4 separate regions of the Homo sapiens genome follow, and regions 2, 3 and 4 are each linked to region 1. The links are chromatin loops, found by intact Hi-C in ENCODE. Cell type or tissue: IMR-90. All regions are shown on one strand. Region 1 overlaps LOC400499 (putative uncharacterized protein LOC400499). Region 2 overlaps TXNDC11 (thioredoxin domain containing 11). Region 3 has its middle 55 kb from the start of LITAF. Region 4 has its middle 16 kb from the start of BCAR4.

The links. Hi-C counts contacts between places; a loop is a spot of excess contacts. Peaks named below come from ENCODE experiments on the same cell type or tissue, not always from the same donor. Only the 100,000 strongest peaks of a DNase experiment are listed, where the experiment ranks them.
Region 2: it touches region 1 in a loop (6-fold over the local background); 99 of 110 quality-filtered maps call a loop at or near these places.
Region 3: it touches region 1 in a loop (4-fold over the local background); 49 of 110 quality-filtered maps call a loop at or near these places.
Region 4: it touches region 1 in a loop (7-fold over the local background); 78 of 110 quality-filtered maps call a loop at or near these places.

Annotation. Positions count from the first base shown.
Region 1 is chr16:11,404,423-11,412,422 of GRCh38, forward strand. It overlaps LOC400499 (putative uncharacterized protein LOC400499), which reads right to left. Exons shown (of 67, transcript NM_001370704.1): 46 at 6,824-6,905; 47 at 2,778-2,915; 48 at 282-444. Among named protein-coding and RNA genes, the nearest start is that of RMI2, 63 kb to the left of the region's middle. In IMR-90, CTCF peaks have their summits at 1,344 (motif pointing left) and 3,231 (motif pointing right); DNase peaks (open chromatin) are centred at 3,269 and 4,429; H3K27ac peaks cover 279 bases; H3K27me3 peaks cover 269 bases.
Region 2 is chr16:11,710,772-11,718,771 of GRCh38, forward strand. The region is part of intron 5 of TXNDC11 (thioredoxin domain containing 11); the gene reads right to left. Among named protein-coding and RNA genes, the nearest start is that of TXNDC11, 28 kb to the right of the region's middle. In IMR-90, a CTCF peak has its summit at 3,991 (motif pointing left); a DNase peak (open chromatin) is centred at 3,970; H3K27ac peaks cover 317 bases.
Region 3 is chr16:11,527,621-11,535,620 of GRCh38, forward strand. No RefSeq gene overlaps it. Among named protein-coding and RNA genes, the nearest start is that of LITAF, 55 kb to the right of the region's middle. RefSeq lists an enhancer at 1-824. In IMR-90, a CTCF peak has its summit at 4,704 (motif pointing right); a DNase peak (open chromatin) is centred at 4,731.
Region 4 is chr16:11,809,237-11,817,236 of GRCh38, forward strand. No RefSeq gene overlaps it. Among named protein-coding and RNA genes, the nearest start is that of BCAR4, 16 kb to the right of the region's middle. In IMR-90, a CTCF peak has its summit at 4,679; a DNase peak (open chromatin) is centred at 1,125; H3K27ac peaks cover 147 bases.

The sequences.
Region 1 (8,000 bases):
TGCAACCTCTGCCTCCCAGGTTCAAGCGATTCTCCTGCCTCAGCCTCCCAAGTAGCTGAGATTGTAGGTGCCTGCCACCATGCCTGGCTAATTTTTGTATTTTTAGTAGAGATGGGGTTTCACCATGTTGGCCAGGCTGGTCTCAAACTCCTGACCTCGAGTGATCTACCCACCTCGGCCTCCCAAAGGGCTTGGATTACAGGCATGAGCCACCGCGCCTGGCCAGGGATGATTTCTTGAGTGACTGGGCCACCCCTGCCTGCAGCCCCTCACACACTCACCCTGCAGGCTGAGGTTCCTGGTGGGCTTGGGGAAAGGCCCAGAAAGGCTCCCGGTGAGGGCCACCTCCTGGCCATCCCACAGCACCACCTGGCGCAGGACACGGGTCCCATGAGCTCGCTCGTATGCGGTCTGCAGGAACAGCTCCCTGGGAAGAGCGCTGAGCTGGAAGAGAATGACGGCGTCATGGGGGAACCCGACCCATGCTTCTGCCTGGGATGGGAAAGAAGAGAAGCTTGCAGAGGAGGAAAAAGGGAATATTTGTGGATCATTTACAGTTTCCTGAATGGTGACATATGTCAGGGGATCAAAAACCCAAATGCTTCCTAAGGATGAGCAGATAATTTAAAGGAGAGGAGTAGGTGAGGGGAGTATGGCCAACAGGAGACAGCACAGAACAGCCACTTCTCAATTCCATGGCCAAGCTGTGTGGCTCTGGGCATTTTTCAACCTCTCTGAGCCTCAGTTTCCTAGAAAATGGAGGCCAGAAAGTGTCAACCTTTGCAAGATGATACAAGTGGTGCACTCAGCCCAGGGCTACACGGTGGAGAGGAGCTTGTAGGAGGCACGCAGTTGGTATTGCGGTTTCTCAATCATGTAGCGAGCAGGTATCATGCTCCCAAGCCAGTGCTGAGTGCCTGGGTACAAAGCTAGCCAAGACCTGGTCCTGGCCCTTAAGGGGCTCCCAGGGAGATAGTCGAGATAGTCACAGGACAGAAAATGATGGGATAAGGTGACAAGGATGGTCACAAGAGACATTCAAGGGAGAAAGGAACGCAGAGAAGCAAGCTTGGGGAGGAGGCAGGGAAGAGCATTCTAGGCAGATGGAAGAGCCTGTGCAAAGGTTCGGAGAGGGACGCCGTCCCTGCTGGTGGGTGCCACAGTCCGAGGGTGACTTGAGGGCACTGCAGGGGGACTGCTGGGGTGGGGAAGGAAGTTTGCTCTTAAACGTCTCTAAAACCTATCACTACTGCCCCCAGCTTGGTCCACGCATTATTATTGCCCTGCCCCTGCCCATTATGGGGCTTCCTCACTGCTCACTTCTGCCACCTGTAGGTCCCTCCCCACACAGCAGCCAGAGGGATCTGAAATCATCATTTATTTGATCATGGCTTCAAAGGCTTCTAGTAGCAGATAGAACACAATGCAAACGCCTCCCTGTGGCCTGACTGACCCTGTGTGATCAGACCACCTCCTACCATTCCCCACCCACCCAGCTCCAGCCCAGTGGCTCCTTGGCCATTCCTAAAACATGCAAACCCATCCCTGCCCCAGGCCCTTTGCATGTCTTGTTCCCTCTGCCTGGAATACTCTTTTTAAAAAATGTATTTTAGATTGAGGGGGTCAGTGTGCATGTTTGTTACATAGGTATATTGTGTAATGGTGGGGACTGGGCTTCCAGCGTCCCTGTCACCCAAATATCGAACATCATACCAGGCAGGTAATTTTCCAACCCTTGGCTCCCTCTCACCCTCCTCCCTTTTGGAGCCCTCAGTGTTTACTGTTTCCATCTTTATGTCCATGTGTATTCAATGTTTAGCTCCTGCTTACAAGTGAGAACATGTGATACTGGGTTTTCTGTTTCTGAGCTAGTTCACTTAGGATAATTGCATCCCTGCTGCTGCAAAGGACAGAATTTCATTCTTTTTTCCGGCTGTGTAATATTCCATGGTGTATATATACCACAGTCTCTTTACCTGCCTCGAATGCCCCTCCCCCAGAGATTTCTTTTTTCTTTTCTTCCTTTTGAGATGGAGTTTCACTCTTGTCACCCAGGCCGCAGTGCAACGGCGCAATCTCGGCTCACTGCAACCTCCACATCCTGGGTTCAAGCAATTCTCCTGCCTCAGCCTCCAAAGTAGCTGGGATTATAGGCATGTGCCACCACGCCTGGCTAATTCCATATTTTTAGTAGAGACGGGGTTTCCCCATGTTGGCCGTGCTGGTCTCGAACTCCTCACCTCAGGTCATCCACCCGCCTCGGCCTCCCAAAGTGCTGGGATTACAGGCGCGAGCCACCGTGCCCGGCCTTCCCCCGGATTTTCAAATGGCTGGTGCTTATCATCCACCGCTAGCTCATGTGTCGTCTCTTCAGTGGGGCCTTTCCTGGCCACCTAATCTAAATAAGCTCCTTGGTCACTCTCAGTCACTTCAGTACGTTTTCTCCGTATCATAGTACTATCTGGCATATTTCGTTTGTGTGATTTCGGGGAGTCAATCTCCCCCGCTAGAGTGGACACTTGATGAGAGGAAGGATTGATCAGATCTGTTTTAGGTCACGCCCCAGCTTCTGAAATAGTGCCTGGCACCTAGTAGATGCTCCATAAATCATGCAATAAATCCAGCTCAATAAATCCAGCACATTGTGTCCATTTCACAGCCTTGTCTGTCCTTCCGCCCAGGAACCGGGACACTAGGACAATTTTTCTTTTCTCAAAGGGCTGTCCCAGAGGCCCCCCACCCCAGCGTGCTCCGGCCCTGGGCTGACCTCCACACACCTGCAGAAAGGTCTGTTCCAGTTTGATGAAATTGTTGAGACCGGCCTTAGCAGCTACCTGCCGGGTGCTGATGTGAAAATGACGCTCCTCCACGCCCAAGGCGAACATGCTCTGAACCTCACCCTTGGAGTAGTGTAGCTGGGTCAGAAAAAAAAAAAACCACCACAAAACACGATAAAGCTCCTCATCAGGGCTCTGATGGAACATTCCAGGAGATGCTGGCTGTAGGCCGAGGGCTCTGCCTCCCAAAGTCCCAGGCCCAAGAGACCCACAACTCCCTGGGCTGGATGAAGTTTGATGATGCGAGGGTTTGGAGCCTCAGGTTAGGCCATCAAGCGTGGCCATGGCAACTATCTCCTTCATGCCCTCCCTGCTATAACATTGACTTGAAAATATCTACCAGCCTGGCACCAGCAGCCAAGAATTCTAGTTGTAGTACTGTTGCAGACAGCAGGGGGCAGTCTAGCAGAAAGAATTATGCCTGGGTGCGTGTCAGCATCAAACACAACAGAACTCCAAGTGTGGATCTACCACTGAGAGGTGAGTGATCTCCAGCTAGTTCCTTAACCACCCAAGCCTTCTAATCCAAAAACAGGGATAAGGACACCTATTTTATTACGGGTTGCTGCGAAAATTGTATGAAATAATGTGCTAACTTCCAGGTTGGCTGAAAAGCAGAATCACTGCGGGGGAACTTATTAAAAATACAGATTCTGGGCTCCCACTTAAAACCTACAAAAATGGAGTCTCTGGGAAGATGTTCCAGAGCTGTTTTTTTTTTTTTTTTTTTTTTTTTTTGAGAAGGAGTCTTGCTCTGTTGCCCAGGCTGCTGAAGTGCAGTGGCACGATCTCGGCTCACTGCAACCTCTGCCTCCTGGGTTCAAGTGATTCTTCTGCCTCAGCCTCCTGAGTAACCAAGATTACAGGCATGTACCACCACACCCAACTAATTTTTGTATTTTTAGTAGAGATGGGGTTTCGCCATGTTGGCCAGGCCAGTCTCGAACTCCTGACCTCAGGTGACCTGCCCACCTCGGCCTCCCAAAGTGCTGGATTACGGGTGTGAGCTACCGCACCCAGCCAAGAGCTGGTATTTTTAACGCGCTCACTAGAGGCGTCATTTCGTTAGTGATACCCCTTGTCAAAAATGTTCAGCCTGAATCTTATCTTCAAGAAACAATCGGACAAATCCACATTAGGAGGATGTTTTGCAAAATAACTTCCTGGACACTTCAAAATTGTCAGTGCAGGATTTTTTTTTTTTTTTTTTTTTAGACAGAGACAGGGTCTGTCTGCTCTGTCATCCAGGCTAGAGTGTGCAGTGGTGTGAACACAGCTTACTGCAGCCTCAACCTCCTGGGCTCAAGCAATTCTTCCATACCTCAGCCTCCCTGGTAGCTGAGATACAGGTACACACCACCATGCCTGGCTGATTTTTAAATTTTCTGTAGCAATGGGGTCTCCCTAGGTTGCAGGCTGTTTTGAACTCCTGAACTCTAACAATTCTCCTTCCTTGGCCTCCCAAAGTGTTGTGATTATGAGTGTGAACCACTGCATCCAGTTGGGACTTTTCTGAAGGTGGTTAATGACAATAAAATGTTTAGGGGGAATTATATCTGCAACTTACTTTGAAATGTATCCAAAAATAAGATGGATGGATAGAGAGCTATGTGATTATGTGAAATAAAATGTAAACAGGAAAATCTAGTATGTGGGTATGCACTGTAAAATTACTTCAATTTTTTAGTGTCTAAAAAATTGTATAATAAAATGTTGGGGGGCCAGATGCAGTGACTCATGCCTGTAATCCCAGCACTTTGGGAGGCTGAGGTGGGCAGATCATTTGAGGTCAGGAGTTCAAGACCAGCCCGGCCAACGTGGCGAAACCCCATCTCTACCAAAAATACAAAAATTAGCCAGGCATGGTAGTGCATGCCTGTAATCCCAGCTACTCAGGAGGCTGAGGCAGGAGAATTGCATAAGCCCAGGTGGCGGAGGTTGCGGTGAGTCGAGATCACGCCTCTGCACTCCAGCGTGGGTGACAGAGTGAAACTTCATCTCAAAAAAAGAAAAAATAAATAAAAAAATAAAAAAATAAAACATTGGGTAAGGAAGGGTAGGGTGTAGAAGGAAAATATTCTAGATCAGGAGTTGGCTTTTGGGTCAAATTTGGCCCACAACCTGATTTTATAAAAAGTTTTATTGTAACAGCCATGTCTATTCACTTACATATCGTCTATAGCTGCTTTTGTGTTACAGTGACAATTCTGAGTAGTTGTAACAGGGACCATAAGGCCTGCAACCCCCACAACATTTTACTTTACAATAAAAGTTTGTAGACCTCTGTTCTAGATTAAGAAAATTAAAAAGACATGGCAACTACGAATGCTGCGTGATCTTGGCCTGCATCCCGGATTTAAAACAAAACAAAACAGTTTTTTGAAAGAACATTAGTGGGAAAGCTGGGAAATTGTATATGGGCTGTACATTAAATGAAGGTATTAATTCAACGTTCAGTTTCTGGAATGTTGTAATTACCGTGTTAAATCAGAAAATATCCTTGTTACAGGAAATAGTTGAAGTATTTCAGAGTAAAAAGTTGATGTCTTCAGAAACGTCTCTATATTAATTCTTAATGATACAGAAAAAATGTGTGATGATACAAATTTATGTAACAGATAAGAAAGATGGAAAGATATTAACAATTGGTCAATGTTCACTGTCCTACAGTAGCTTTTATATAGGTTGAAATAACTCAAAATAAAACTTGGGAAAAAACTAAGAAGCTCCCGGAATGGAGCCAGGTGTGGTGGTACCACCTGTAGTCCCAGCTACTCCAGAGGCTGAGGCAGGAGGATCACTTGCACCCAGGAGTTTGAGGCTGCAGTGAGCTATGATCACGTCACCACACTCCAACCTGGGTGACAGAGCAAGACCCTGTCTCAAAAAGACATTCTAAAAACAAAAAATAAGGCTGGGCGCAGTGGCTCACGCCTGTAATCCCAACACTTTGGGAGGCCGAGGTGGGTGGATCATTTAAGGTCAGGAGTTTGCGACCAGCCTGGATATCACGGTGAAACCCTGTCTCTACCAAAAATACAAAAATTAGCCAGGCGTGGTGGCGCACGCCTGTCATTCCAGCTACTCAGGAGGCTGGGGCAGGAGAATCGCTTGAACCGGGGAGGCGGAGGTTGCAGTGAGCCGAAATTGTGCCACTGCACTCCAGCCTGGGTGACAAAGAGAGACTGTGTCTCAAAAAAAATTTAAAAATTAAATAAATAAATAAAGAAGTTCCCTGAATGACTGTGCAGTTGGAGCGAAGTTTGAGGAACTCCAAAATCACGTGTAAATGCGGCAGGGGACCCAGCACATAGCGCATGCTCTGTAGACAAAGGTGGCCTGGGCCAGGGCTGGGAGGGTGCCTACCAAAACATGGTGGCTGGTAGGAAAATGAAGTGACTAGTTACAGATGTAACCATTCATGCATGCACTCACCTATTCATGCCCTATTTTTTTTACTAAACAACTACTGTGTGCTGGGCCCTGTGCCAGGCACTAGGCATGCCCTCCAGGAGCTCCGGATCTGGGCACAGACAATGACAGCTCAGAGGGACAGAGGAACCTGGCCTAAGACTACTGGGCCCTCCTGTGCACTCCTACGACCCCTCAAGTCCTGCATGCAGGGCAGAGATGGGGGTGACGCTGGCTCAGCTCCAAAGGGCTGTGTCATCTGCTCCAGCTTCTACAAGTGTGCCAGGCTGGGTGAGGCAATGCCAGGCGCCAGGCACTGGGTGAGGAGGCCTCCCCCATCTCCCAAAGGGCTTGTGAGCCTGACTGGGGGCCACGGGGGCTGGCCCAGGAATGTAAACCTGGGTATGTTTGGGAAAGCTGGAGCCAGGGGTTTCCGAGGGTTGCCCACCGGAGCCTGCTGCAGGCTGGTGAACAGATGTGCATGTATTAACACTCCCCAGAGGGGCCTGGCCCCCTCCTGCCTCGGGCTGGGCATCTGGAACCAGTTAGGAGCCAGGCAGCTGGGGCACAGTTACCTTAGCTGAGGCTGAGGCTGAGCTGGGGCAGAGACCCAGGAGGAAGGGGAGGCGATGCCGGCCTGAGAACAGCAGCTCTTTGCTAGAAGGAAGGAAAGAGAAGGCCTGAAGCTGGCAAGACAGCACCTTGTCCAGTGCCCCCAGGGCCATGTCGAGACCAAGGGGACTTCCCCGAGAGAGAGTCAGAGAGCCAGGATCACATCAGTGGCCCAGTTCAGGGCTATTCACACACCCCGAGGCCCAAGGGCCATACGGTGCCCTGGTTAGGGCTGGACTCTGGAGCCAAGTTACCTAGATTTGAGTCCTGGCTTGGCCTCTGCCTAGCTCTGGCACCAGGAGCAAGCTTCTTGGTTGTCCCTCTCTGAGCCTCAGCTTCCCCTGAGCCTCAGTTTCCCCATTGGTATCAAGGGTTAAACATGGCTCTGGGCTTCAAGTCTTCCATGAGTCCATCAATGAGCTTTCTTGGGTTGGTCCCATGGGAGTCCCAGCAGGGTCTGGACAGCAGGATTTTAACCCCCTGACTCCCTCCCAGGGATCCTCCTCACATAGCACCCCTCCCCTCACTCCTCCAGGCCAGGGTGGTTACAATCTCCACGTTTTTCTCTTTTTCTTTTTTTTTTTTTCCTTCTTCACTAGAGACAGGGTCTTTCTCTGTCACCCAGGCTGGAGTGCAGTGGTGCCATCTCTGCTCACTGCAGCTTCGATCTCCCAGACTCAAGTGATCCTCCTGCCTCACCCTCCTGAGCAGCTGGGACTACAAGCATGCGTCACCATACCAGGCTCATTTTTAAGATTTTTTGTAGCGATGGGGATCTCACTATGTTGCCCAGGTTGGCCTCGAGCTTCTGGGCTTAAGCAATCCTCCCACCTCGACCTCCCAAAGCACTGGGATTACAGGTGTGAGCCGCTGTGCCAGGCCTCTCTCCCCTGTTGCTAACTCCAGGGTGCTACACCCTCTTGTCAGGTTCCTCTCCACCTCCATGTCTCAGCCTTGGCACAGCTGACATCTTGACTCCTGGCCTTCACAGTCGTGGGTGTGTCCTAGGCACTGTAAGATGCTTAGCAGCATCCGTGGCCTCTATACACTGACTCTCACAGTGTCCTCCTCCCCACTGTAGCAACCAGAAATTCCCCAGACTTTGCTGAAAGTCCCTGGGGGGAAACTCGCCCCTAGGTG
Region 2 (8,000 bases), 310 kb after region 1:
GCCACTGCACTCTAGCTTGGGCAACAGAGTGAGACCCTGTCAAATAAATAAATAAACATTAAATAAAATAAAATGACTTCAGGACTCATTGGCCCCTGTCTATCTATGCTTATTGTTAGGAAGATACCACTAAAGCCCAGGGAAAACTAGAAACCAAGACAGGCTGCTAAGCGGAAGACATGGCCTATTGTCTATTAGTGCAACAGCAGCTCCAAGAAAGAAGCTGGGGTGATGAAAATCACAGGACGTCCAGTGTGCCGGACGTCATGCTAGATAGTCAAGAGTTATTAATCCATAGAACTTCCCCTAGGCCTTGAAAAATTAGGAAGGCAGACATTAGGCAGGGAAAAACATTACATTTAAAGCAGTATCACAGGCAAAGCCAAGAGGGAATCACCATATCATATCACCTGCTGCACCTCAGTAGAGCAGAGGAGCTGCAGAGAAAACAGAGTAAGGGTGGAGTGAGTGAGCTCTGCACCAGGGTTCTCATCTCAGCTCCTGTATTTACTGGCATGTGACGGTACTGGCTTCGTGTTGTTGCTGTAACAAATAATGGCAGACACACAGATGTATTTTAAAGTTCTGGATGTCAAAAGTCCAAAATGAGTCTCACTAGGCTAAAATCAACCCTGGCCTGTTAGCAAGTCATGTTCCTTTGGGAGGCTCTGGGGGAGAATCCTTGACTTTTCCAGCTCCAAAGGTTACCCACATCCCTTGGTTTGTGGCCCTTTCCTCCTTCAAAGCCAGTGACAACTAGACTGTCCATCTCACATTACACTCTGCTATTTTGCCTCCAATTTTGATTCTTAAGAATCCTTCTGATTACACTGAGCCCACCCCAGTAACACAGGATAACCTCAGTGTCAGCTGATTAGCAATCTAATTCTATTTGCTACCTTAATTCCCCCTTGCCATGTATATAACCTATTCGCAGGTTCTACTGAGTAAGAAGCGGAGCTTTTTAAGGAGCCCTTATGAGCCCTGCCTACCACACTAACCCTGAGCCAGTTAGCAACCCCTCAGAGCTTCGGTTTCTCCATCTGTGAAACTGGAATAAACACTTCCTACTTCAAAGGGTGACAGTGAAGACTGTGTCATTCAGGTAAAGTGCCTGGCTCATGGAAGTGCTCAGTCAAGTATCAGCTTATCTGGTTCAACTGTATATAAAAGGTGGCCAAGGACAGACCAGAACTGGGCTTGTCTGCACGGAGCTGTTTGACTGTAAGTTTGTGACTTTATTATGTCCCTAAGATTATTTTCTAAGATTGTAATGCTTCTAGTTCTTTATCTAGGAGTCTTATCAACTTCCAAACATGAAAAAAACAAACTTGGAGAAACAGGATCAACACCCACACCAATACTCTAAAAGAGTCAATTTAAAAGGGTAGAAAATATCACTACATAATTAGAAAGTGAAGGTGCAATTTTTCAAATACCTGGGATCGAGGGATCAAAATCTCTCTAAATGAACACTAAATTTGGCTCTGAGCTTCCTGAAGCCAAGGCACAAGTGGACACACCTGTTGCTTTCCCCAGCCCCATCAACCTTCCACTCTGCATGCGGTTTCTTCCATACTTAGCTGCAGGCTAAGCCTCCCACCCCCCAGCACCCATCTCCACTGAGCCATCTTCCCGTCTCCACCTAAGGAAGGCTGTCACAGACCCATCACTAAATTCTCATTGTGAGCAACCCTACTTCTTGGCCACACTGGCTGGTGGCTCCTGCTGATGGCAGGAAATGAGATACATTCATCATTATAGCTATATCACATACCAGATCCTCAAATGGTTGTTGAATTATTTAATAAGAAATCGTACTTCTGATTCTAACCTCACGTGCTGAGAGGATCTTTTTTGGCCTTAGTTCTTATTTATAAGACTTAAGAAATAAGTCATTGTGGGGCACAGTGGCTCACCCCTTTAACCACAGCACTTCTGGAGGCTGAGGTGGCTGGACTGCTTGAACCCAGGAGTTCAAGATCAGCCAGGGTAACGTGGTGAAACTACATCTCTACAAAAAAAATAGAAAAATTTGGCCAGGAGTGGTGGACGCCTGTAATCCCGGCACTTTGGAAGGCTGAGGTGGTTGGATCACCTGAGGTCGGGAGTTCAAGACCAGCCTGACCAACATGGAGAAACCCCATTTCCACTTAAAACACACACACACACACACACACACACACAGAAATCAGTTGGGCATGGTGGTGCATGCCTGTAAATCCCAGCTACTTGGGAGGCAGGAGAATCGCTTGAACCCAGGAGGCGGAGGTTGCGGTGAGTCAAGATCGTGCCATTGCACTCCAGCCTGGGCAACAAGAGTGAAACTCTGTCTCAGGAAAAAAAAAAAAAAAAAAAATTGCCAGGTTGCCAGGCGTGGTGGTGCATGCCTGTAGTCCCAGCTCCTTGGGGGGCTGAGGTAGGAGGATCACCTGAGCCTGGGGAGGTTGAGGCTGCAGTGAGCCATGATTGTGCACTCCAGCCTGGGCACAGAGTGAGACTCTGTCTCAAAAAAAAAAAAAAAGAAAAGAAATCATAATGGAAATAAAAGCATCTCTCACAAAATATACAAGGATTCCTTTGCTAAAATAATGTCAACTGAATTAAACAGTCAGTTTTAGGTGTGGGGACATAAAGTATGGAATTTTTTTTCCTTTTTTTTGAGACAGAGTTTTGCTCTTGTTGCCTAGGCTGGAGTGCAATGGCATGATTTTGGCTCACTGCAACCTCCACCTCCCAGGTTCAAGAGATTCTCCTGTCTCAGCCTCCCAAGCAGCTAGGATTACAGTCATGTGCCACCATGCCTGCCTATTTTTGTATTTTTAGTAAACACCGGGTTTCTCCGTGTTGGTCAGACTGGTCTAAAACCCCTTACCTCAGGTGATCCATGCGCCTTGGCCTCCCAAAGTGCTGGGATTACAGGTATGAGCCACAGCGCCCGGCCCAAAGTATGGAATTTTTAATATGTTTATTTTAATCTATATTAGTCAGTACCCAGAAGGGTCTCAATGCAGGCAGATAGTTAGAAAAAGGTCTCCCCCATGAGTGAGTATAGTGACAACAAATGAAATTACCCAAGAAAAAAAAACGATCCTAGAACCCATGCCATTTGCCGAGAACTGTTAAACTCAATGTCTGGTCCAAAGACCCAAGAGTTAGGTCCAAAAACCTGAGAAAATAAAGCAATCTCCAAGCCATCCTTGCTTGTCAGTCCCTTGTTTTTTCAATGCCTTTTAAAATGTCCCATACTGAGCAAGAAAACCCTATCCTTCAGATTTTTTTTTTTTGAGACAAGGTCTCACTTTCGTCACCCAGGCCAGAAAGCAGTGGCATGATCTCAGCTCACTGCAGCCCTGACTTCCTAGGTTCAAACCATCCTCCCACCTCAGCCCCTAAGTAGCTGCAACTACAGGCTAATTTTTAGTATTTTTTGTAGAGACGGGGTTTCGCCACATTGCGAAAGGTTGGTCTCAAACTCCTGAGCTCAAGAGATCCACCTGCCTCAGTCTCGCAAAGTGCTAGGATTACAGGCGTGAGCCACCGTGCCCCGCCAAGATCTTTTGATGCTGTATAAAATCTCACCATCTGGCCGCGCTCGTTGGCTCACGCCTGTAACTCCAGCACTTTGGGAGGCCGAGGTGGGCGGATCACGAGGTCGGGGATCAAGACGATGCTGGCGAAAACGGTGAAACCCCGTCTCTACTAAAAAATACAAAACATTAGCCGGGCGTGGTGGCGGGCGCCTGTAGTCCCAGCTACTCGGGAAGCTGAGGCAGGAAAATGGCGTGAACCCGGGAGGCGGAGGTTGCAGTGAGCCGAGATCGCGCGGCTGCACTCCAGCCTGGGCGACAAAGCAAGACTCCGTCTCAAAAAAAAAAAAAATTTCCAATCTGACAGAACAATACTCCAGAAAAGCTTTCTTCGCTTGGAGGAGGGCACTTTTTATGCGTACCGACTCAGTTCTACAAGCAAATCTCGGCAGCATCAGACGCCACCTGGTGGAGTACAGGGACACTACGCTGGAATCAAAGTTCTTCCTCCATTTAATACCTTTCCTCTAAAACACTATTTCCCAAAGGGAGTTCCTTAGAAAACTAATGCTACTAATGCTACAAGGTTTCCTCATCAACTGAGTTTAGGAATTCCCAAAGGTGGTAGAAGGGAGTGGAAACAATATTTTGGTTAATAGTTTAGTGTGGCCGGGCGTGGTGGCTCACGCCTGTAATCCCAGCACTTTGGGAGGCCAAAGCGGGAGGATTGCCTGAGCTCAGGAGTTCCAGACCAGCCTGGGCAACACAGTGAAACCCCGTCTCTACTAAAATACACAAAAATCAGCCAGGCCTAGTGGCGTGTGCCTGTAGTCCCAGCTACTCGAGAAGCTGAGGCAGGAGAATTGCTTGAACCCGGGAGGCGGAGGTTGCAGTGAGCAGAGAACGGATGTCTCAAAAACAAAACAAAACAAAACAAAACAAAAAAATAGTTTAGTGTATTTCCAAGATGGTATTTAGGTACCATGTGAATTTCAATTTGATCTCTACAAAAAAAAATTGTTGTAACTTGCTGGTGTGTTGGTGCACACCTGTAGTTCTAGCTACTCAGAAGGCTGAGGCAGAATCTGATTGCTTGAGCCCATGAGTTCAAGGTTACCACTGCGTTCCAGCCTGGGCAACAAAGTGAGACCCTGTCACGGCAAAAAAAAAAAAAAAAAGAATGAACCAGGCAGGGAAATTCCTACACTATGGTCTATTGAGCCTGAAGGGCCAGGCACAAGAAGTGGAGAAGGTAGTGAGAGGGGATCCAAAGTGACATTTAAAATCCCGTAGCTAAAATCTTTCTCACGCGTCCTTTACCAGTCATACATTCACCAAGCACGGTGTGGAGCTGTAGGAGCAACAAAACAAAACCCTGCCATCAAGGTCCTCAGTAAATATTATCTGAAAAATTAGCTCCTATTCTGGTGGCAGAGAGATTCAGTCCATTGGACAGGGAGAAAACCATGCGTTACAAATAGAAGCAGGTAGGAGGTGCACGGGAAAGGGGAAGAGAAAGACTGGGCCTGCTGGTCAGTCAATGACATCATTTCTTGTGTGGATTTTTTCACTAGAATAGGTAAAATACTTATCTGAGGTGCTTTCAACCAGATGGCTTAGTTTCTAATTAAGGTATAAAGACTATTATTTTACTTGCACGCAAAGTATTTCTTTACTCGCTTTATTACTTTACTCACACACAAAGTATTTCATGATTTGACCTTATAAAATAAGGATTTATATACTTACCTCTACCCTCCCCAAATTTAAAGATAAACAAACACAAACACAGAAAGGTTAAATATTTTGTTCCAAGTTTACAGACCTCACCAGGAGCAGACAAAGGGTAAGGACCAGGCATTGCTGCCTCCCAGCCCACTGCTTTTCTCCCTAGACTGCACTGCAAGTCCTTTTGTAGATCAGATGAAAAATGGGGTCAAAATTTGCTGCAAATCTTCTCTTTTAAAAAAGCCACTGAATTATAGCAGAGTATGACAAAATGTTACCAGAACACATTTTTACAGCAAATAATGAAATAATCATCAGATTTTTAAAAATCAAGCAAGCAACTTCAGAATATGACCCCTCTACCAAATTTTCTTTTGGCAATAAAGTAGCCTCTCTGCCAAGATCAAATGTAAAAATGTTACAAGAGGAACAGGCTTTGCAGTCCTGGAGGAGTAAAGTACAAGAGAGCTGATTTCCTCCAGGCTTTTGAAACATATACAAAGATTGCCAGCCCACAATTAATCATCTAGCACTGTGAAATGATTAAACATTAATGAGAGATATGTAAGACCTACTATAAAAAATTAAAAGGAAGTTTTGAATAAATGAATAATCATGCTGTGCACCTAGAAAGGAAAGCTAAATGTTATGAACATGTCAATTATCTTCAAGTCAATTTATATATTTAACATAATTTCAACAAAATTCCAGCCAAAGGCACGGATGGACATAAAAGAATATTCCACAAAACACAAGAACTACAAGAAGTCCAGACTTGACCAAGTAATAACAATTTACAAAGTAAGAACTTAGATTATGTTTACTCAGACAAAAATAGGTATCCAGACCAAAAGAAATCACAGAAATAGACCCAAATCCATGGAAAAATATGTTCTGTAGTTAAAGCAGGCATCATCAAGATTAGAAAGAAAGGAAACATCATTTTATAAATGAGAGAGGGAAAAATCAACTGTGCTCTATATTTTAAGCCAAAGTAAAGCCAGGGAGCATAAAGTGCTAAATAATTTTTAAATTTAAAAAAGAAGAAAATAAACTAATATAGTCATCAGATTTTCAGGAAAAAAAAAAAAAAAGCAAGAAAAACTAACCAGAAGGCCAGGCGCAGTGGCTTATGCCTGTAATCCCAGCACTTTAGGAGGCCGAGGCAGGTGGATCACTTGAGGTCAGGAGTTTGAGACCAGCCTGGCCAACATGGCAAAAAGCTGTCTGTACTAACGGTACAAAAATTAGGCGGGCGTGGTAGTGGGCGCAGTAGTGGGCGCCTGTAGTCCTAGCTACTTAGGAGGCTGAGGCATGAGAATCCCTTGAACCTGGGCGGAGGTTGCAGTGAGCTGAGATCATGCCACTGCACTCCAGCCTGGGCAAAAGAGCGAGACTCCAAATGAAAAAAAAAAAAAAAAAAAAAAGAACCAGAGATTTAACTTTTTTTTAAAGAAAATACGAAAGCACTACATAAATAATAATAACAGAAGTAAAAAAGGCTAACACAGGCTGGGCGCAGTGGCTCACGCCTGTAATCCCAGCACTTTGGGAGGCCGAAGCGGGCGGATCATGAGGTCAGGAGTTCAAGAACAGCCTGGCCAACATGGTGAAACCCCGTCTCTACTAAAAATACAAAAAATAAGCTGGGCGTGGTGGCAGGCGCCTGTAATCCCAGCTACTCGGGAGGCTGAGGCAGGAGAATCACCTGAACCTCGGAGGCAGAGGTTGCAGTGAGCAGAGATTTCGCCACTGCACTCCAGCCTGAACGACAGAGAGAGACTCTGTCTCAAAAAAAAAAAAGAAAGGCTAATACAATAATGGACAGAAATATGCACAAGAGTTCCTGTCCACAACACCTTAACAGGTGGACCAAGGTAAACTGACAGATCAGCACTGAGGCCGAGCCCTGGAGAAAAAAGGAAACAGTTAAAACAACAAGAGAAGGCAGTTACTATTAGAGTGCTGAGGTGGTAAGTGAATTTCCTTTCTTTTAATGTGTAAAAATAGCAAATGTTTGACAAGTTGCGTTAAGTGGGGGGTAAAGGACCACAGAACCCGATCTTATAACCCAAGCCTCGCATGCTGGGGGCCAGGAATAAGCTCTCCTCACAGCACACCCTACAGCCCTGTGATGCTTCAGACATGGTACTCTCGCAAATTATTTATGCACTGATGACCAGCTAGCTTCAAAAAACAAATGTAGAACTTTGAAGTGGCCTGGCTATTTCTAAGACAATTTAAAAAAAAATCATTAAGGCAGGGGAAAGGCATGTGTATTGTATAAATGCTGGTAGCCAGCTGAACCAAGGCATCTGCTTTCTACTACAACAGTCTAAACACTTCTTCAGTTCAGTTCTCTATAACTAAATGTTATATGTGTCAAATGTTTCTCCAGCCTTGATCTGTACATACAATCTAAACATGACATTGACCTAGAATTTAATTTGAAACTGTATCTTTTTTTTTTAAATGTGCATGTGTTTCTCCTACCTCTTACTGCACATCTGCTGTTAATAATAAGGAAAACACCATTTGACTTCAGGGTAGAAGAAAGGGAGAAAAACCCCAGATGCCCAAGGCAAGATTTACTTTAGGGAATCCTTCATAGTGCACATATTACAGAAAATCATCATTTCCAATTGTGTGAATTTAGCCACAAAAAAATGGGGTGAAAAGGATTAATTAGAATTAATTAATTAATTAATCTCAGCTCCTGCAAACTTGCATATGCAACAGAAT
Region 3 (8,000 bases), 120 kb after region 1:
CGCTTGTAATTCCAACACTTTGGGAGGTCGAGGCGGGCAGATCACGAGGTCAGGAGTTTGAGACCAGCCTGGCCAACACAGTGAGACCCCATCTCTACAAAAAATTTAAAAATTATCTGGGCATGGTGGCGAGTGCCTGTAATCCCGGCTACTCGGGAGGTGGAGGCAGGAGAATCGCTTGAACCCGGGAGGCAGAGTTTGCAGTGAGCCAAGATCGCGCCACTGCACTCCAGCACTGCACTCTGGGCAAAAGAGCTAGATTCCGTCTCAACAAACAACAACAACAACAAGGTCTCAATCCGTCACCAAGGCTGGAGTACAGTGGTGTGGTCATGGCTCACTGCAGCCTACACCTCCCGGGCTCAAGCAATCCTCTTGCCTCAGCCTCCCAAGTAGCTGGGACTACAGGCACTGTGCCACCACGCCCACCTCATTCTTGTATTTTTTGTAGAGACGGAGTTTCACTACGTTGCCCAGGCTGGTCTTAAACTCCTGGGCTCAAGCGATCCACCTGCCTCAGCCTCCCAAAGTGCTAAGATTACAGGCATGAGCCACGGCACCCGGCCCATTTTAACCACTTTTAAGTATTCAGTTGAGTGGCGTCGTGTCCACTCATGACATTGCGCAACCATCACTACTGTCTAGTTGTGTAGTCTGACATTGGGTTTGTCTTTCCCAGTGCTCAGGTTAGGAAAAGCCAACGGGAGGCCTGACTTAGCAAGGCCTTTGGAAATGGCTCTTATCACAGCAGCAGCGGGTTTTTCAAAGCTCCAGGTTTAAGGCCTCCCAAGAGGACAAGGAAGTAATTCGGGAGGCCAGAGGTCTGCTCACACCTGCTCAGCGTTCATTCTAGGTCCCACATCTCTGCCTCTCTCCCTCAAACTCACCTCCACCCACACCTTTTGGTTTTCAAGGTGTGATTTTTGTTTGTTTGTTTTTGTTTTGTTTTGTTTTTTAAAGATGGGCTCTCACTCTGTTGCCCACGCTGGAGTGCAGTGGTGTGATCGTAGCTCACTGCAGCCTCAACCTCCTGGGCTCAAGTGATCCTCCCACCTCAGCCTCCCAAGTAGCTGGGTCTACTTGACTCAATTCTCCCATTTAAAGCACAAAACTCAACTGGCGCGGCAGCTCATGCCTGTAATCCCAGCACTTTGGGAGGCCGAGATGGGTGGATCACAAGATCAGGAGTTCAAGACCAGCCTGGCCAACATGGTGAAACCCTGTCTCTACTAAAAATACAAAAATTAGCAGGGCACGGTGGCATGTGCCTGTAATCCCAGCACTTTGGGAGGCTGAGGCGAGTGGATCACTTGAGGCCAGGAGTTCAAGACCAGCCTGGACAACATGGTGAAAACCCGTCTCAACTAAAAGTACAAAAAATTAGCTGGGCATGGTGGTGCCTGTAATCCCAGCTACTTGGGAGGCTGAGGCGGGAGAATCACTTGAACCCAGGAGGCAGAGGTTGCAGTGAGCCGAGATTGTGCCACTGCACTCCAGCCTGGGTGACAGAGTGAGACTCCATTTCAAAAAAATAAATTAATTAAATTAAAATAAAGCATACAACTCAATGGTTTTTAAGATAGTAAGGGAGTTTGGCAATCATTACCACAACCAATTTCATAATTTCCTCACTGCAAAAAGAAATCCCATACCTAGTAAACAATCACCTCTGGTGCCTCTGACCCCAGTCCTTGGCCACCACTGATCTGCTTTGTGTCCTTATGGATTTGTCTATTCTGGACATTTCACATAAATGGAATGGTTTAGTAGGTGGCCTTTGTCTGGCTTCTTTCACTCAGCATGACAGTTTTGGGGCTCAGCCACGAAACGTGAAATAGTGTGTCATTCCTTTCCGTGGCTGAATAATGCACTGAAAGGATAGACCACTTTCTATGTAGCCATTTATCTCGTGATGGACAGTTAAATGTACTTTTAATGGAATTTTCTTAGAGTCAAATTAAGACACAGTTGACTGGTTGGCACACCATGTTTTATGAAAACTTAATCATTTATGCTTTTAGACTTGGCCCATTTTCTTTTCATATTTTGAAATCAATGATTCTACCTCCCTTTTCCCAAGCTCAAGCATTTTCCTTTATTTTCTTTTTTTGAGACGGAGTTTCGCTCTTGTTGCCCAGGCTAGAGTGCAATGGCGCAACCTCGGCTCACTGCAACCACCACCTCTCAAGTTCAAAGCGATTTTCCTGCCTCAGCCTCCCGAGTAGCTGGGACTACAGGCATGTGCCGCCACGCCTGGCTAATTTTGTGTATTTTTAGTAGAGCTGGGGTTTCACTATGTTGGCCAGCCTGGTCTCGAACTCCTGGCCTCAGGTGATCCACCTGCCTCGGCCTCCCAAAGTGCTGGGATTACAGGCATGAGCCACTGAGCCTGGCCCCCAGCTCAAGCATTTTCTCTAGCAGGGTTCAGGAGCACCTGACCCACAGGGATAAAGACCTAAAAGACCCTTCAGCTCACAGCTGCTTGGGGACTACGATGGGTTCGGGCGTGGCTGCCAAATGCTGTGGGGAAGAGCATCCTGGGGGGCGAGTGGGGGGGTGCTGGCTTGGAGGAGTCAGTGGGGAAACGAGATGCACAGGCAGAAGATCTTCAGCACACCACAGACAGACCTCACGCAGAGAAAGGAACAGTTATTCTGGCAGGAACTCGTGGAAGCAGTTTACAAAGGAGAGATTTCCCTGGATCTCAAAGAATAGATGGCATTGTTGTTAGGAAACTATCAGACTAGGCAAAGCATTCCTTGTATATTGACTCATTCATCAACTTCTCCTGCAAAATCCCTGCAAGGTGAACTAGGTCATCCCATGGTACAGATGAGGAAACAGAGATACAGAGAGGTTAAGACACTTGCCCTAAGTCACACAGCTCAGGAGGATTTTAACCCCATCTGGCTCCAGAGTCCCTGCTCTGTTAGCTCTGGCAGCTTTGGTCCATCACTTTCTTTCTCCGTCTTCTCCCCCAGGAGACTCAAGTCTCTGACCACAGGCCTGAATTCCTCCCCCATTCAAAGTCAGGAGCCTGAGCAGAGACCTTGCAATTCTCAATGCGATGGCTTCTCGCCAATCACAGTGGGTATTGGCTACAAATGCAGATTCCCAGGCCCATTCCAGACCAGGACAATCAGACTCCCTAGGGTGGGGCCCTCCCTCCAGGCCATTCTGATGACCAGCTGTGTTTGCATTGCCCCAGCCTACCCGAGTCTGCCTGGGAAGGGTCTCTGTACCGCTGGCCTCACTTTGTGTCTACATTGTCACAGGCCCAAAACCCAGTAAGGTGGTTTGATAGAACATGGGGACACAGGATTCGATTCACAAAGACTCAGACCCTCCTATACAAGCCATCCACCATAGATCCAGCCTCCCACCTCCTCTTCCTCCCACCAAAGAAAGTCCTGCTTCTACCTAGAGAAAATTTACGGGGTTGGGGTTGGGTTTGCCAGCGACTGGGGATCGAGCTTCCTTCCAGTCAGTGTGAGTTCAGCCGGAGTATGGATTGAAGCCCATCAGGCTCAGGTCAGAGTCACCAGAGTTCAGAAGCCCTTTTGGTGGGTGCAGTGGCTCAGGCCTTTACTCCCAGCACTTTGGGAGGCTGAGGCAGAGGGATTGTTTGAGCCCAGGAGTTCAAGACCAGCCTGAGGAACACAGGGAGACCTTGTCTCTACAAAAATAAAAGCCGGGTGTGGTAGTGCACACCTGTAGTCCCAGCTACTCAGGAGGCTGGGGCAGGAGGATTTCTTGAGCGCAGGAGGTTGAAGCTGCAGTGAGCTGTGATCACGCCACTACACTGCAGCCTGGGTGACAGAGCAAGACTGTTTTTAAAAAAAAAAAAAAAAGGCAGCCTTTTCATTTGTGTATTAGCTTGTTCTCACACTGCTATAAAGAAAGACCTGAGACTGGGTAATTTATAAAGGAAAGTGGGTTAATTGGTTCACTGTTCGGGAAGGTGTACAGGAAGTATATGGTAGCACCTGCCTCTGGGGAGGCCTCAGGTAGCTTTCACTCATGGCAGAGGGCAAAGCGGGAACAGGCGTCTTACATGGCAGGCGCAGGACCGAGAGAGGCATGGCAGAGGTACCACACTCTTAAACAACCAGATCCCTCTGCTCTGCCTATTAATCCTTCCCTTTCCCTTACCACGCCCCCCACCAACCCCAAAACCGCTGATCTTTTTACTGTCTCCAGTTTTGCCTTTTCCAGAATGTCACAGAGTTGGAATCCTACAGTGTTTCTTCAATTCTTTTCAGAATGAAGCAGGTTTTTTTGTTTTTGTTTTTGTTTTGTTTTGTTTTTTGAGACAGGGTCTCACTCTGTCACCCAGGCTGGAGTGCAATGGCGCCATCTCAGCTCACTGCAACTTCCGCCTCCCGGGTTCAAGCGATTCTCCTGCCTCAGCCTCCCAAGTAGCTGGGATTACAGGTGCCCACCACCATGCACAGCTAATTTTTGTATTTTCAGTAGAGATAGGGGTTTCACCATGTTGGCCAGGCTGGTCTCAAACTCCTGACCTCAAGTGACCTACACCTGCCTCAGCCTCCCAAAGTGCTGGGATTACAGGTGTGAGCCACTACACCCGGCCTGAAGCAGCTTTCTTTTTAAACCACCAAAAGATATTTTGCAGAGCTAGGGTAAGCGGGTGAGAGAGCCACAGATACCCCATGATAGAGAAGAAGTAACCAGCAGGGGGCAGTGAGCTCCTCTCGCCTGGCCTTCATGAAGCACTCACTACTGCCACCTTATCTTCAACACAAAAGATGAACAAGAGGCTGGGCTAGGTGGCTCACGCCTGTAATCCCAGCACTTTGGGAGGCTGAGGCAAGCGGATCACTTGAAGTCAAGAGTTCGAGACTAGCCTGGCCAACATGTGAAACCCTGTCTCTACCAAAAAATACAAAAATTAGCCAGGCATGGTGGCATACACCTGTATAGTCCCAGCTACTCGGGAGGCTGAGGCAAGAGAATTGCTGGAACCCAGGAAGGGGAGGTTGCAATGAGCTGAGATCACGCCACTGTACTCCAGCCTGGGCAATAGAGTGAGACCCTGTATCAAAAAAAAAAAAAAAAAGATTGACAGAGAAATTGGCTCCCTGTTGTTTACTAGTAAGGTTGGAAAAGTCAGGTGGATGGAAGAAGGTGGGGAGTGGATGCGAGAGAGCAGGGAGGGATGGTTCATCCCTTTGCTTATTTATTCAATTAGCAGTGTGACCTTAGAAAAGTTACTTAACCTCTCTGGACTCCTTTACTCATTGGCAAAATAAAGGGGCTAGAAATTCCTGACAAAGTGTCTTCTGGCTCCATGTTGTGTTCAAGTGGAGAACAGAGAGTTCAGAAAGAAACCAAGTACACACAGGAGTAGGCACATGATAAAAATAGCATTGCATCTAGTTGGGGAGAACAACAGATTCAAAGATGGACAAAGTATACGAGCATCCCGTTCACAGAAAAGGACACAAAAAAAGACACAGATAGAGTTTCGGCAAAGAGGCTCAACCTTAGACATTAAAAAAATTCAAATTAGGCTGGGTGCATTGGCTCACGCCTATAGCCCCAGCACTTTTGGAGGCTGAGGAGGGCAGATCATCTGAGGTCCAGAGTTCGAGACCAGCCTGGCCAACATGGTGAAACCCCGTCTCTGCTAAAAATACAAAAATTAGCTTGGTATGTTGGCACACGCCTGTAATCCCAGCTACTCGGGAGGTTGAGGCAGAAGAATCACTTGAACCCAGGAGATGGAGGTTGCTGTGAGCCAAGATCACTCCACTAAAAAAGAAATGCAAATTGAAGCTACAAAACTCAGGCTGGGTGCGGTGGCTCACACCTGTAATCCCAGCACTTTGGGAGGCTGTGGCAGGCGGATCGCTACTTGGGAGATTGAGGCAGGAGGATTGCTTGAACCCGGGAGGCCGAGGTTACAGTGAGCTGAGATCGCACCACAGCACTTAAACCTGGAGACAGAGCAAGACCCCATCCGAAAAAAAAAAAAAAAAAAAGAAGAAGAAGAAATTTTAAAAATTAAGTGAAAAGGCCATGAAGCCTGGATGAAGTAATTGGCGACTAGTGGAGAAACAGGACATGGGCCCTCAGGGAAAAGAAAGAGGAAACAGCACATTGAGGTTTTGCAGGTTAAAGGTGAATGGTAGATCACTTCATATTTGGAGTACGTGAAACTCAAGCAATTTAATCTTTTCAAGGGCAAAGACTATCCTCCCTTTTGTATTGCTCATAACACCTTCACATTGTGGCCATAAAAACGCTGGCTGGGTAGGGAAGGGGAGGCACATTTTCTCTGTCCTAGCAATTCCCCTTCTAGAAATTAACCCAGGCCGGGCACAGTGGCTCCCACCTGTAATCCCAGCACTTTAGGAGGCGAAGGCAGGCATAACACCCAAGGTCTCGAGTTCAAGACCAGCCTGGCCAACAAGGTGAAACCCTGTCTCTACTAAAAATACAAAAATTAGCCGGGCATGGTGGCGTGCGCCTGTAATCCCAGCTGCTCCGGAGGCTGAGGCAGGAGAATTGCTTGAACCTGGGAGGCAGAGGTTGCAAAGAACCGAGATTGCACCACTGTACTCTAGCCCAGGCAACAGAGGGAGACTCCGTCTCAAAAAAAAAAAAAAAGTTAACCTTGTCCTGCTCCTGGAAGGAAACTCCAGGCCCTTGGAATGTGCTGCCTGATGGTAATGTCAGTGTCTTTGTTTACCTGGGGGCCTGGAACCACGCCAGCCAGTCTCTGCTAATGACATGATTTAGGGTGGGGGGTTTGGGCCAGGTGATACCAGCATGACCTCTGGAGGGGCTGGAGACTGAGGTCAACTATGGGCCATTGGCCATGACTGGTTGCCAATAAAAACATTGCACACAAGGCTCTGGTGAGCTTCCTTGGTTGGCAATGCTCTGTGCACATTGCCACACATTATGGCTGGGAGAAATAAGTACTGTCCACGAGTCCACAGGGAGAGGACATCTGGGAGCTTGTGCCTGGCCTCCCTGCCTTATGCACCTTTTCCCTTTACTGATTTTACTCTCTTTCCCTGTAATCAACAGCAGCCATGAGTGCAATGTCTTTTCTGAGCTCTGTGATTCCTTCTAGAAAACCATAGAGGCCGAGAGTGATCTCGGGCCCCTCCTGAAATGCAAACATCTACTGTGTGCCAGTCACTGTTTACTGGGGATACAGCATCAGACAGATGAAAGCCCCTGCCTTCAAGGAGCTGACTTTCTAGTGCAGGAAGACAGATCAGAAGCAAGACAAATAGGCTGAGTGTGGTAGCTCAGCAATTTGAGAGGCCGAGGTGAGAGGATGAAGAGTTTGAGACCAGCCTGGCCAACGCAGTGAGACCCCATCTCTATGAATAAGAAACAAGAAAAGATGACAAAGAAGCTTGTCTTTCAGGAGCAGACGTATAGGGGGCCAGGAAACGCCTCGAGACACAGGCTTGGCACCTATGAGCCAGTCTCCATTAGGACCAGGTCATATTCAGCTTTGATAAGCAGGAGTGGAACAAGCCAAGCAAGTGACACTCAATTTTGCAAGCAGCAGCCACCTGTGTCCCCTTCTCATCGTGGACTCCCGGGTGTGGGTCAGCATCAGCACACCTGGCTTGGGTGAGGATGAGCTGGTGGCCACCTCTGTGTCATTTGAAAACACCCATGTTTCTTTCACAGGCGGACCATAGGTGCTGCCTATCGCCCGGGAAATAAAACATGTAGTTTATGAGTGCAAACAAGGAAAAAGTTCAAGCACAAAAACACAAATGCCTCTGGGAGGATTGACATGTTAGCTGAGGAATCCCAGCTTGGAACCTGGGACCGGTAACTTCACCTGTCAGAATTTCAGTTTGTCTGTAAAATGGAGAGGGGATGTTCATCTTACAGAATCGTTGTGAAATTCAATAACAGAATGTGCCCCGCCCATGGCAGGCACTCAACAGATACTCACTGCTGCTCTGTGCTGGGGTGATCTACAGTCATTGGTCATTATCTTC
Region 4 (8,000 bases), 400 kb after region 1:
CCCGAGTAGCTGGGACTACAGGTACCCGCCACCACACCCGGATAATGTTTTGTATTTTTAGTAGAGATGGGGTTTCACTGTGTTAGCCAGGATGGTCTCGATCTGACCTCGTGATCCGCCTGTCTCGGCCTCCCAAAGTGCTGGGATTACAGGCGTGAGCCACTGCGCCCGGGCCTAGAACTAGAATATCATATATCAAATCTAAGCAGTCAAATCTTGCCCAAGTCTTAGTGATTCAAATACCCTTTGGGGACCAGTTCCCTTTCAAGCACTTCACTGGTATTTTCTTTCAAGGTGTTATGAGTGCATATGTCAAGAATTTTTTGGCTGGGTGCGGTGGCTCACGCCTGTAATCCCAGCACTTTGGGAGGCCAAGGCAGGTGGATCATCTGAGGTCAGGAGTTCAAGACCAGCCTAGCTGACATGGTGAAACACTGTCTCTACTAAAAATACAAAAAATTAGCCAGGCTTGGTGGTGGGCGCCTGTAATCCCAGCTACCAGGGAGGCTGAGGTAGGAGAATCAGTGGAACCCGGAAAGCAGAGGTTGGCGGTGAGCTGAGATTGTACCACTGTACTCCAGCCTGGGCAACAGAGCGAGACTCCATCTGAAAAAAAAAAAAAAAAAGAATTTTTTAGTTGTAAGAGACTGTTAAGTAGTGAACCCTAATTAAACAAGGCTAAGGGGAAGAAAGGAAATTTATGAGCTCATAGAACTTAATTGTCCAGGTAAGGTTCGTGTCAGTATCATCAGAAACTCAGGCACTCTCTCTCCTTCTGTCAGTTCTGCTTTCCATTCTCAGGCAGACTCACCCCTTGCGGCAACGTAACTGCCAGCAGTTCCAGGCTTAGGTGGTCTTTTCTCAGCAACTCCCACAAAGCCTTGCTCTTACAAATACTTCCGTAAAACCTGGACCTGACTCTGGCCAGAACTGTGTCACACTGTTACGGGTGGAGGGTGTCCAGGTTCTTGACGTTTTGAAAAAAGAATTGGACGAAACGCACAAAGCAATGAAAGAAAAGCACAGATTTATTGAAACGAAAGTACACTCCACAGAGTAGGGAGCAGGTTAGAGGAAGTGACTCAACAATGCTGGTTACAGAATTTTCTGGGGTTTAAATACCCTTCAGAGGTTTCCCATTGGTATGCCCTATGTAAATGAAGAGGGTAAGTGAAGTTACAAAGTTATTTACTTGGCATACACCCCATGGAAATGAAGAGGATGTTTCCTGCCATAGCTGAAGTGAAGTTACAAAGTTATTTAGTTGGGCATAGAAAGTTGGGGTTTTGGCCTGGAGGTGGGAGAGCGGGGAGGGCTCATGCCTGTAATCCAAACACTTTCGGAGGCGGAGGTGGGCGGACCTTTGGCCAACATAGTGAAACTCCGTCTCTACTAAAAATACAAAAATTAGCCTAGCATGGTGGGGGGTGCCTGTAATCCCAGCTACTTGGGAGGCTGAGGCAGGAGAATTGCTTGAACCCGGGAGGCGGAAGTTGCAGTGAGCCAAGATCAGGCCACTGAACTCCATCTAGAAAAAAAAAAAGACAGTTAATTGGGGTTTTTCCCTTTTATTGAGTTCTAGGAAGTATGTATGTTTGTTTGTTTATTTATTAAAACAGAGTCTCACTTTGTTGCCCAGGCTGTAGTGCAGTGGTAGGATCTTGGCTCACTGCAACCTCTGCCTCCCAGGTTCAAGCGATTTTCCTGCCTCAGCCTCCCAAGTAGCTGGGATTACAGGTGCTCACCACCACACCAAGCTAATTTTTCTATTTTTAATAGAGATAGAATTTCACCATGTTGGCCAGGGTGGCCTCGAACTCCTGATCTCAGGTGATCCACCGGCCCCGGCATCCCAACGTGCTGGGATTACAGGTGTGAGCCACTGCACTCGGCCTAGTTCTAGGAAGTTTTTAGGTTCCCTGCCTCCAGACCCCATTCTCCTGCATCAACATAAGCATCCTGAATCAATCATCCAGGCAGGACGGGCAGGTTATACAGTTTTGTTGTAAACAGTTATGTTAAGGCCAGGCACGGTGGCTCACACCTGTAATCCCAGCACTTTGGGAGGCCAGGGTGGGCAGATCACTTGAGGCCAGGAGTTCGAGACCAACCTGGCCAACACGGTGTAACCCCATCTCTACCAAAAATACAAAAATTACCCAGGTGTAGTGGCATGCACCTGTAACCTCAGCTACACGGGAGGCTGAGGGAGGAGAATCACTTGAACCCAGGAGGCAGAGGTTGCAGTGAGCTGAGATTGGCCACTGCACTCCAGCCTGGGCAACACAGCCAGACTCTGGATCAAAAAAAAAAAAAAAAAAAAAAAAAAAAAAGAACAATGCTCCTTGATAGCTGCTGTTCTACAACACAGAGACTAAGGGGTATTGAAAGATGATCCTCAAAGATGTCCATGTGGTGGCCAGGCGCAGTGGCTCACTCCTGTAATCCCAGCACTTTGGGAGGCCAAGGCGGGTGGATCACGAGGTCAGGAGATCAAGACCATCCTAGCTAACAGGGTGAAACCCCATCTCTACTAAAAAATACAAAAAATTAGCCGGGTGTGGTGGTGGGTGCCTGTTGTCCCAGCTAGTCGGGAGGCTGAGGCAGGAGAACAGCGTGAACCCGGGAGGCGGAGTTTGCAGTGAGCGGAGATCACGTCACTGCACTCCAGCCTGGGCAACAGAGTGAGACTCCGTCTCAAAAAAAAAAAAAGAAGAAGAATCAAATTCAGGGCTGGGTGCAGTGGCTCATGCCTGTAATCCCAGTACTTTGGGAGGCCGAGGCAGACAGATCACCTGACGTCAGGAGTTCGAGACCAGCCTGGCCAACATGGTGAAACCCCATCTCTACTAAAAATATAAAAATCAGCCGGGCGTGGTGGCTGGCGCCTGTAATCCCAGCTACTTGGGAGGCTGAGGCAGGAGAAGTGCTTGAACCTGGGAGGCAGAGGTTGTAGTGAGCCGAGATTGTGCCATTGTGCTCCAGCCTGGGCGACAAGAGCAAGACACCATCTCACACACACACATACACACACACACCAAAAAGGTGAAGAATCTGGCTGGTCATGGTGGCTCACACCTGTAATCCCTGCACTGGGATTACGCCAAGGCAGGTGGATCACCTGAGGTCAGGAGTTCGAGACCAGCCTGGCCATCATGATAAAACCCCGTATCTACTAAAAATACAGAAGTTAGCCGGGCGTGGTGGCCCACACCTGTAATCCCAGCTACTTGGGAGGCTGAGGCAGGAGAATCACTTGAACCTAGGAGGCAGAGGTTGCATTGAGCCAAAATCACCGCACTGCACTCTGGCCTGGGTAACAGAGTGCGACTCCACCTCAAAAATATAAAAGAAGAAGAATCTAATTTGGTAGGTTTAGGGTGAGGCCTGAGGTTTTGCACTTCTTACAAATTGTTAGGCCCTGCCAGTGCTGCTGCTCCAGGAGCCACACTTTGAGAAGTGACGTTCCTCTAGAGAATGTCTAATTTGCCACCTTTAAACCCTATTCCTGCGGCCAGGTGCAGTGGCTCACACCTGTAATCCCAGCAGTTTGGGAGGCTGAGACTGGTGGATCACGAGGTCAGGAGATTGAGACCATCCTGGCTAACACGGTGAAACCCCGCCTCTATTAAAAAAAATACAAAAAAATCAGCTGGGCGTGGTGGTGAGCACCTGTAGTCCCAGCTACTCGGGAGGCTGAGGCAGGAGAATGGCGTGTACCCGGGAGGCGGAGCTTGCAGTGAGCCGAGATCGCGCCACTGCACCGCAGCCTGGGCGATAGAGGGAGACTCTTGTCTCAAAAACGACAACAAAAAAACCCTATTCCCTTTCTTATGGTTTCTGTATTTTCACCTATAAAAGAATAAGATAAACAGGGCGCGGTGACTAATGCTTGTAATCTCAGCACTTTAGGAGGCCGAGGCAGGTAGATTGCTTGAGGACAGGAGTTCAAGACCAGCCTGACCAACATGGTGAAACTCCGTCCCTACTAAAACTACAAAAATTAGCCGGGTGTAGTGGCAGGCACCTGTAATCCCAGCTACTCGGGAGGCTGAGGCAGGAGAATCACTTGAACCTGGGTGGCAGAGGTTGCATCGCGCCACTGCACTCCAGCCTCGGTGACAGAGCAAGACTCCATCTCAAAAAAAAAAAAAAAAGAATACGATATTGGGATTTTACAGTGCTTCCAAACAGAAAAACAGCAATGGTTAAATATGGCAGTTTAAAAATAGCCACATCCAGCCAGGCGTGGTGCCTCATGCCTGTAATCCCAGCACTTTGGGAGGCCGAGATGGGTGGATCACCTGAGGTCAGGAGTTTGAGACCAGCCTGGCCAACATGGCGAAATCCCATCTCTACTGAAAATAAAAAAATCAGTCGGGCGTTGTGGCATGTACCAGTAATCCAGCTACTCGGGGGCTGAGGCTGGAGGATCACTTGAACCTGGGAGACAGAGGTTGCAGTGAGCCGAGATCGTGGCACTGCACTCCAGCCTGGGCAACAGAGTGAGACTCTGTCTCAAAAAAAAAAAAAAAAAAAAAAAAAAAGTCACGTCCTTTCTTCATCAAAACAATTCTCGTTTTGAGGGTGGCGGGGGGCGTGGCGGGGGGGTGGGTGTTGTGAGTTTCAGAGGGCTATGATAGACCACTAGTGACAACTTGTGGCTAGTTCTTATCATTACAATCACATTTTGCGTTCCCTTTCAAATGTAACACAATTACAAAAATCAACATTGGGTATTCTGTTTCATTTACATAGTTTTGTGAAACTAAAATGTGTTTAACTTTTCATTTTGAGATGATTATAGATTCATCAGAGGGTCCCAAGAAATGTATAGGGAAGTTCCACGGACCCTTCTCTCAGCCTCCCCCAATGTTAACGTATTAAATATCAAAACCAAGAAAGTGACATTGGTACAGTCTATAGATGTAATGCAGTTTTCACAGTTATACCTGCTCTCCTTTGTGACAAAAACACTTTGACATATCAAGGAAGATGTATCAGGCCAACAAGAATCTCTTTCTTTGGTGGTTAAATAATATTAAATTCAACAACCAACTAGAAATTCTTAGTTTTGTAATAAAGCAAAATGAATCTCAGCATTCTACAACTTACAGTTTTGTTGAAACAAATCTTGTTGCCCAGGCTAGAGTGGTGCCATCATGACTCACTGCAGCCTCGACCTCCCAGCTCACAGCTCGAATGATCCTCCCACCTCAGCCTCCTGGGTGGATGGAACTACAGGGACACAACGCAACACCCAATTTTTTTTTTTTTTTTGAGACAGCGTCTCACTCTGTCACCCAGGCTGGAGTCTGGAGTGCAGTGGCGTGATCACGGCTCGCTGCAATCTCTGCCTCCCAGGTTCAAGCAGTTCTCCTGCTTCAGCCTCCTGAGTATCTGGGACTACAGACATGCCACACCTGGCTAATTTTTTTTTTGTATTTTTAGTAGAGACAGGGTTTTGTCATGTTGGCCAGGCTGGTCTCAAACCCCTGACTTCAGGAGATCCACCGGCCTTGGCCTCCTAAAGTGCTGGGATTACAAGCGTGAGCCACCACACCCAGCCCCCAACTGATTTCTTGTACTTTTTTTTGTAGAGATGAGGTTTTGCCAGGCAGGTCTCGAACTCCTGACCTCAAGTGATCTAGCCACCATGGACTCCCAAAATGCTGGGATTACTGGTGTGAGTGACCACATGAGGCCTCTAGCTTTGTGTGTGTGTGTGTGTGTGTCTGTGTGTGTGTGTGTGAGAGAGAGAGAGTTTCACTCTTGTTGCTCAGGGTGGAGTGCAATGGTGCAATCTCGGCTCACCACAACTTCCGCCTTCCAGATTCAAGCAATTCTCCTGCCTCAGTCTCCCAAGTAGCTGGGATTACAGGCATGTGCTGCCACGCCCAGCTAATTTTGTATTTTTAGTAGAAATGGGGTTTCTCAATGTTGGTCAGGCTGGTCTTGAACTACTGACCTCAGGTGATCCATCTGCTTCGGCCCTCCAGAGTGCTGGGATTACAGGCATGAGCCGCTGCATCCAGCCATTTTCTTCTTTTTTTTTTTTTTTGAGACGAAGTCTCGTTCTTGTCATCCAGGCTGGAGTGCAATGGTGCGACCTTGGCTCATTGCAACCTCTGCCTCCCAGGTTCAAGTGATTCTCCTGCCTCAGCCTCCCGAATAGCTGGGATTACAGGCTCCTGCCACCACGCCCAGCTAATTTTAGTATTTTTAGTAGAGACGGGGTTTCGTCATGTTGGCCAGACTGGTCTCAAAGCCCTGACCTCAGGCGATCCACTCGCCTCAGCCTCCCAAAGTGTTGGGATTACAGGCGTGAGCCACCGTGCCCGGCCTAGCTTTCTTCTTTTGCTCAGGATTACTTTGGATATTTGGGCTCACTTTGGTTCCACATGAATTTTAGGATTTTTTTTTCTATCTCTGAAAATGTCATTGGTATTTTGATAGGGATTGAAATGAATCTGTAGATCACTTTGGACAGCGTGGTCACTGAAGGGAAAAACACCACGACAACAATGACACAGAAGACTTCTGTAACCAAATGTGTAGGGATTTCTCCCCACACACCAAGCAACCAATCAATTCTACATCAGACATCTGCTGGGTGTCCTCCGACTTTTTTTTTTTTTTTTGGTTGGGGGGACACAGAGTCTCTGTAGCCCAGGCTGGAGTGCCATGGTGTGATCTCGGCTCACTGCAACATCCGCCTCCCGGGTTGAAGTGATTCTCCTGCCTCAGCCTCCTGAATAGCTGGGATTACAGGTGCCTGCTACCATGCCCGGGTAATTGTTGTATTTTTAGTAGAGACAGGGTTTCACCATGTTGTCCAGGCTGGTCTTGAACTTCTGACCTCACGTGATCCACCCTCCTTGGCCTCCCAAAGTTCTGGGATTACAGGCATGAGCCACTGCACCCGGCATTTTTTTTTTTCCTTTTAAACAAGGTCTAGCTCTGTTGCACAGGCTGGAGTGCAGTGGCTCAATCTCAACCTCTCAGACTCAAAGTGATCCACCCACCTCAGCTTTCCAAGTAGCTGGACCACAGGCAAGTGCTATCATGCCTGGCTGTTTTTGTTTGTTTTGTTTTGTTTTTCTTTTTTTGAGACGGAGTCTTGTTCTGTCACCCAGGCTGGAGTGCAATGGCGCGGTCTAGGTTCACTGCAGCCTCCACATCCCAGGTTCAAGCTATTTTCTTGCCTCTGCCTTCTGAGTAGCTGGGACTACAGGGACACACCGCCATGCTTTGATAATTTTTGTATTTTTAGTAGAGACAGGGTTTCACCATGTTGGCCAGGCTGGTCTGAAACTCCTGAGCGCAAGTGATCTGCCCGCCTCGGCCTCCCAAAGTGCTGGATTACAGGCGTGAGCCACAGCACCTGGCCTGTTTTTGTATTTTTTATAGAGACAGGCTTTTGCCATGTTAACCAGGCTAGTCTCGAACTCCTGAACTCAAGCAATCTACCTGCCTTGGCCTCCCAAAGTGCTGGGATTACAGGCATGAGGCACCACGCCCAGCCTCAATTCTGACAGTATCTACCTCACTGATACAGCATCAGGCCCCACAACTGAGGGCTCACTCCCACCAAGCAGCCCTCTCCCTTCCCACCAGTCACAAATCTGAGCCTCCAGAACTTCTGACTTGTTTCAACTTGGTGTTCCCACAACCCTCTCTTTGGGTTCATTTAATTGCTAATGCAGCTTAGAGAACCCAGGGAAACACATTTACTGGTTTATTATAAAGGATGTTACCGGGCAAGAGATGACGGCTCACGCCTGTAATCCCAGCACTTTGGGAGGCAAAGGCAGGCAGATTACCTGAGGTCAGGAGTTTGAGACCAGCCTGGACAACAAGGCAAAACCTTGTCTCTACTACAAATCCAAACATTAGCCTGGTGTGGGGGCTCACACCTGTAATCCCAGCTACTCAGGAGGCTGAGGCAAGAGAATCCCTTGAACCCAAGAGGCAGAGCCTGAAGTAAGCTGAGATTGCAC